2 separate regions of the Homo sapiens genome follow, and region 1 is linked to region 2. The links are chromatin loops, found by intact Hi-C in ENCODE. Cell type or tissue: transverse colon. All regions are shown on one strand. Each heading gives the region's core, and the rest is flanking DNA. Links, peaks and the distances in the headings are about the cores only.

Region 1 (2,913 bases), core at 93-2,592, 60 kb before region 2:
TGGACAATTTATAGTCAGGTATGTTGAAGTGGATTTTAGCCCCAGATCTTCTGGGCCAACAGACCCTCGCTTGTGGACGAATTTCAGTATTTAGGTTTTTTGTCATGTCCCAGTCTTCTTGGTTCCAAGGGGAGAAATTATTGATTCCCAGTGTTGTTAGAGGTCAAAGCTTTTTCTTTTGTTCCTTCTTTCCCCCACCACCCTTTTTTGTTGTTGTTGTTGTTGTTTTTTTAAGACAGTGTCTCACTCTGTTGCCCAGGCTGGAGTGCAATGGTATGATCACAGCTCACTGCAGCCTCAACCTCCTGGGCTCCAGTGATCCTCCTACCTTAGCCTCCCAAGGAATGGGGACAACAAAGCATGTGCCACTATGCCCAACTAATTTTTAAAATTTCTGAGTAGATGGGATCTCACTATGTTGCCCAGGCTGGTCTCAAACTCCTAGACTCAAGCAATCCTTTTGCCTTGAAATCCTCTTGCCTCTGAAAGTGTTGGGATTACAAGCATGAACCACCATACCCAGCCTCAAAGCTTTTTCTACCATTCATGCCTTGGCTACATGACTTACAGCTGTTATAGCTACAAGATAAAACTTGACATTTTGCTATCAACAGAGTAGGCCCAGCTTGGGCAGGTCCCGTGGCTCCACCTGCAACTGGAGAAGGTGGTCTTCCTGCAAGTCCTTGTTTCTTTGCTGATTGTCTCTCTCTGGCTGAAATATGAGCCCTGGGAGGCTGAGGGACTCATCTGTATTAACTGTCACCTGGAACGGCAGCAGGCACAGAGCATAAGCCCCAGAAATACTGAGCCCTAGAAATACTGGTGAAAGAGCAGGCCTTGCTCAGCCAGTGGCGGCTTCTTGGTTCCTCTTCTTTCTTTCTTTTCTTTTTTCCTTTTTTTTTTTTTTTTTTGAGATGGAATTTTGATCTTGTTGCCCAGGCTAGAGTACAGTAGTGCAATCTCGGCTCACTGCAACCTCCGCCTCCCAGGTTCAAGCGATTCTCCTGCCTCAGCCTCTCGAATAGCTGGGATTACAGGCATGCGCCACGACACCTGGCCAATTTTTCGTATTTTTATTAGAGACGGGGTTTCTCCGTATTGGTCAGGCTGGTCTCGAGCTCCTGACCTCAGGTGATCCGCCCGCCTCAACCTCCCAACATGCTGGGATTACAGGTGTGAGCCACTGTGCCCAGCCTTGGTTCCTCTTTCTATGTATGTGCAGCTCTAAGAGAAAGGGGGGTGTGTGTGCCAATGGAGGGTCCCAGCCAAAGCTGCCCCTGCCCAGGCATGGGACAATGCATTCCCAGTGCCTCCCAGGGACATGCCAAGCCCTCCCATCCGGTTACCTGGCATCTCCGTGCTGTGACCTCAGAGAAGTCACGGTTACCCTCACTCCCAAACACTTCCCACCTGGAATCACATCGATCAGGCGGGCCAGATGGTTCCCAGAAATAGCAAGACACGGCTGGACAATTTGATTAACTTGCCTAATGAACTCTGAATTCACTCCATTTTTTTTCCATGACAACTGTATTTTCTCTCTAAAATTGTTATTGATTCTTCATATGTGGAGACGTAGGTGGGGCAGGAAAGCACATTTTGCACACGGAGGACAAGAAACCAAGATGTGGAGGTGGAGAGAGGAGGAGGTGGGCGAGGGCAGGACTCAATGTCTATCTTGAGCCCATGGTGGTCTTACGGCCCCTTCGGAAGACTGTCTTACACCTGGCCATTAGTCATCAGTGGAGGGGGGCCAGCTAAGGGGCGGGTATGGTTGCCAGATTCTGCAAATAAAAATACAAGATACCCAGTTAAATCTGAATCCAGGGCCAGGCGTAGTGACTCATGCCTGTATTCCCAGCACTTTGGAAGGCTGCGGCTGGAGAATCGCTTGAGCCCAGGAGTTCGAAACCAGCTTGCCCAATATAGTGAGACCCCCATTTCCACTTAAAAAAACGAATTAGCCAGGTGTGGTGGTGCGCAACTGTAGTTCCAGCTACTGGGAAGGCTGAGGCGGGAGGAGCCCAGGAGCTCCAGACAGCAGTAAGCTGTGAACGTGCCACTGCACTCCAGCCTGGGCAACAGAATGAGACCTAGTTTCGAAAAGATTTTTAAAAATTTGAATTTGGATAAACAAATAGTTTACAGTATAAGTCTATCCTATGTAATATTTGGAATATACTTCTACTAAAAAATAATTTGCTGTGTATCTGAAATTCAGATATTTCTGGGCATCCTGTATTTTATCTGTCAACCCTAAGAGTGGTAAGGTGTTACGTCCTCGGGTGCTCAAAGCTGGGCTGCAGCCCACAGACACCTACTCCCAGAAAGCTGGTCCAAGCAGGGACTCAGATGCTACAGGACCCGCCAATGCTCTTCTAACTGCTGTTCCTTCTTTCTGTCCACCCCGTCCTTCAATGCATAGGTCGGGACTCTTCCTCCCTGATGGGTTTCACGAATCAAGTTCCCACCTGGGTCGCGTCTCTGAGCCAGGAGTCGAGGGACATAAACGTTGCTATTTACTGCAAGAGCTTATCCTGAGCTTGGCCTGCAGGCAGCAGCGCATGTGCCGATTAAACCCGCACACCTCCGTGATGCTTCCCCGCCCATTTATCCAGGAAGGAAACAAGGCTCCAAGCGGGAAGGCGCTTGCTGGAAAGGACTCAAGACTCAAACCCAGTCCCCTGTCCCCGGCCATAGAGGTCACATCTAGAGATTTCCCCAGGAAAGTCACCAGTGTCCCGGCTCTGATGCGTCAGGGTCGGGGCGAGGACAGAGGGGACGAGGCAGTGTGGGGTCAAGGCCCCAACACTCTGGCTAAAAGTGGCCTCTAGGGTGGGCTGGGTAACCGGAGAGGGACTCTTAAGTAGCCGTCTGTGTTCATTTGCTAGGGCGGCTGGGACAGAGTACTGC
Region 2 (2,913 bases), core at 159-2,658:
TCCTGGATTCAAGCGATTCTCATGCCTCAGCCTCCCTAGTAGCTGGGATTACAGGCATGCGCCACTATACCTGGCTAATTTTTGTATTTTTAGTAGAGATGGGGTTTCGCTATGTTGGCCAGGCTGGTCTCGAACTCCTGACCTCAAGTAATCCACCCGCCTCAGCCTCCCAAAGTGCTGGGATTACAGACATGAGCCACTGTGCCCGGCCCACTGCTTTCTAATACAAAATCTCAGATGGAGGCACTGGGGACCCAGACACTTCTCACAGTGGGTGTGGAGGTCAGGCTGAACACTGGAAGACCAGCTGAGACACTGCAGGAGAAGCGCTTGGATCCTCAAATGCCATTCCCCAGTTTGAACTGAATGTCTGTGCTCCCTCCCCAGTAGAAGACTAGAGGAGTAGTTCTCAAAGGTGAGCCAGTAGCCCAATGCCTGGAAGGCTTGTCCAGGGGCAGATGGCTGAGCCCCACCTTTCAGAGCTTCCGAGGCAGCAGATCCAAGGCAGGCCCCAAGAGCTTGCATTTCTAGCAAATTTCTAGGCACTGTTGATGCTAGTGCTGATTACACTAGATATTTACACTCCGATTCCAGGCACAGGCACACAAGGCACAGTTAAGTGTGCTTCTTTTTCTGGTTTTGTGTTTTTGAAATTTATTTTAGAGACAGGGTCTTGCTCTGTTTCCCAGGCTGGAGTGCAGAGGCACAATCATAGCTACCTGCAGCCTCTGACTCCTGGCCTCAAGTTATCCTTCCAGCTCAGCCTCCCAAGTAGCTGGGACTATAGGCACGCACCACCATGCCTGGCTAATTTTTAAAATTTTTGTAGAATGAGGTATTGCTATATTGCCCAGGATGTTCTCAAACTCCTGGCCTCAAGTGATCCTCCCGTATCGGCCTCCCAAAGTGTTGGTATTACGGGCATGAGCCATCGTGCCTGAACAAGTGTGCAACTTCTATACAGAGAGCACGAATAGCATGAGCATCTACTTACCTATTTTTTTTTTCTTTTTCTAGAGATGGAGTCTCACTATATTGCCTGTACTGGTCTCAAACTCTTGGCCTCAAGCAATCCTCCCGCCTCAGCCTCCCTAACTGCTGGGATTACAGGCATGAGCCCCTGCACCCAACCCCAGCATTTCCATACCTATGTACTGATTAAAGAGACCCTCAGCCACTTCCCCCAGTAGGGTCATAGAACCTTAGACACCTACCCATAAGGTGGGAGATTGAAAGATTCTCTTCCAAGGAATCTGATAAGCCTAAAGAAAAAAAGCATGTCCTGTGTATTGGTAGTTGAGGTCCCTCCCAGTGAAGGGGGCCAGTACCCCAGCTGAGCTTCTTCCCCCTGGACAATGGAACCATCTGGGAAGCTTTTAAATATATGAATGTCAGGGATCCAGCCAATTCAACCACATGCTCCAGGGGCAGGGCCCTGGCATTTGTGTTGGTTTTAAAGCCTCCTTGGTGATAAAAGCATGCTGCCAGGGCGGGCTTGGAACCACTCCTTTGTGGGAAAGATCACCAGCCAATAAGTCACAGCCACATAGACCGGAGGACTTCTGAGTGCTTCATTCCCAAGCATGAGTCTATAGTCAAATATCACCTCATATTGAGGAAGCTCTACTGTGAAAGTCAGAGACCAAAATAAACAGAAGAAAGGAAGAGCTTAAAGGAAACAATGCAAGGAGCAGAAGAAACCTTCAAGTGAGATCTTCAGAGATTTTCTTTAAAAAAAGGATAGTACATCTATGAAGCAAGAACAGGCAATTACAAAAGGACATTCAGAGAACAAGAAAACAAGTTAAACATTTTGTAACAAATAAAATCTTCAATGGAAGTTTTGGAAGCTAAGTTGTGGAACTCTCCCTTATTTATTTATTTATTTATTTATTTATTTATTTATTTATTTATTATTTTTTTGTTTTAAATAGAGACAGGGTTTCGCCGTGTTGCCCAGGCTGGTCTCAAACTCCTGGGCTTAAGCGATCCTCCCACCTCAGCCTCCCACAGTGTTAGGATTACAGGCATGAGCCACCGTGCCCAGCCAGAGGTCTCCTTTCAAGCAGAACAGACAAAGGGAGAGAGATGGAAATTGGAGAGCAGGTAAGAAAATTAAAACATCACTTGGGGGATCCAATACCTGAATAACAGCTATTCTAGACAGAGAACAATGAAAATGGAGGGGGTGGTTATTAAAGTAATAATTCTTAAGAATTATTCCCCAAGTCATTTGGTAGTGACTTAGGGCTGGTGATGGGGAGATTGAGAAATTATTGCAAATGGGTAGAAGGTTTGTTCTGGTGATGATGGAGATACTTTTATGATGGTTGCACAACTCTGTAAATATACTGAAAACCATTGAATTGTACACTTTACATGGGTGAATTTTATAGTATATAGGTTATATCTCAATAAAGCTATTTTATAAATGTCCCCAGAGATAAAGGGCATAGGGACTTAGATTGAGGGGGGCCACCAAAGGCCCCATGCAAAATAGACCTTCAGTAAGGCACGTAATAATGTAATTTCAGGATACTAGAGGCAAAGAGAAGTCCCCAAAGCAAAACTTCCAAGACAGTAAAAATTCACATAGGAAGGATCAGGGATTAGAATGGCATCAAGTGTCTCAGCAGCAGCACTGAACTCTACAGGGCAGGGGAGTGATGCCTTCAGAATTCTAACAAAAATCTAAAACTAGAACCACCATAGAATCCAGTAATCCCACTACTGGGTATTTATCCAAAGGAAAAGAAATCAGTATATCGGAGGGATACCTGCATTTAAATGTTGATTGCAGCACTGTTCACAACAGCAAAGATATGGAACCAACCTAAGTGTCCATCAACGGATGAAAGGATAAAGAAAATATGGTATACCTGTCTCCACACACAAAAAAATTAAAAATTATCC

What was found. A loop is a pair of places that touch in the nucleus more often than their neighbours do. Peaks named below come from ENCODE experiments on the same cell type or tissue, not always from the same donor. Only the 100,000 strongest peaks of a DNase experiment are listed, where the experiment ranks them.
Region 1: it touches region 2 in a loop (10-fold over the local background); 2 of 110 quality-filtered maps call a loop at or near these places.

The regions. Positions count from the first base shown.
Region 1 is chr7:98,657,714-98,660,626 of GRCh38, reverse strand. No RefSeq gene overlaps it. Among named protein-coding and RNA genes, the nearest start is that of NPTX2, 42 kb to the right of the region's middle. In transverse colon, for the core only: no CTCF peak of the experiment used is centred there; no DNase peak of the experiment used is centred there.
Region 2 is chr7:98,598,025-98,600,937 of GRCh38, reverse strand. No RefSeq gene overlaps it. Among named protein-coding and RNA genes, the nearest start is that of NPTX2, 18 kb to the left of the region's middle. In transverse colon, for the core only: no CTCF peak of the experiment used is centred there; a DNase peak (open chromatin) is centred at 1,477.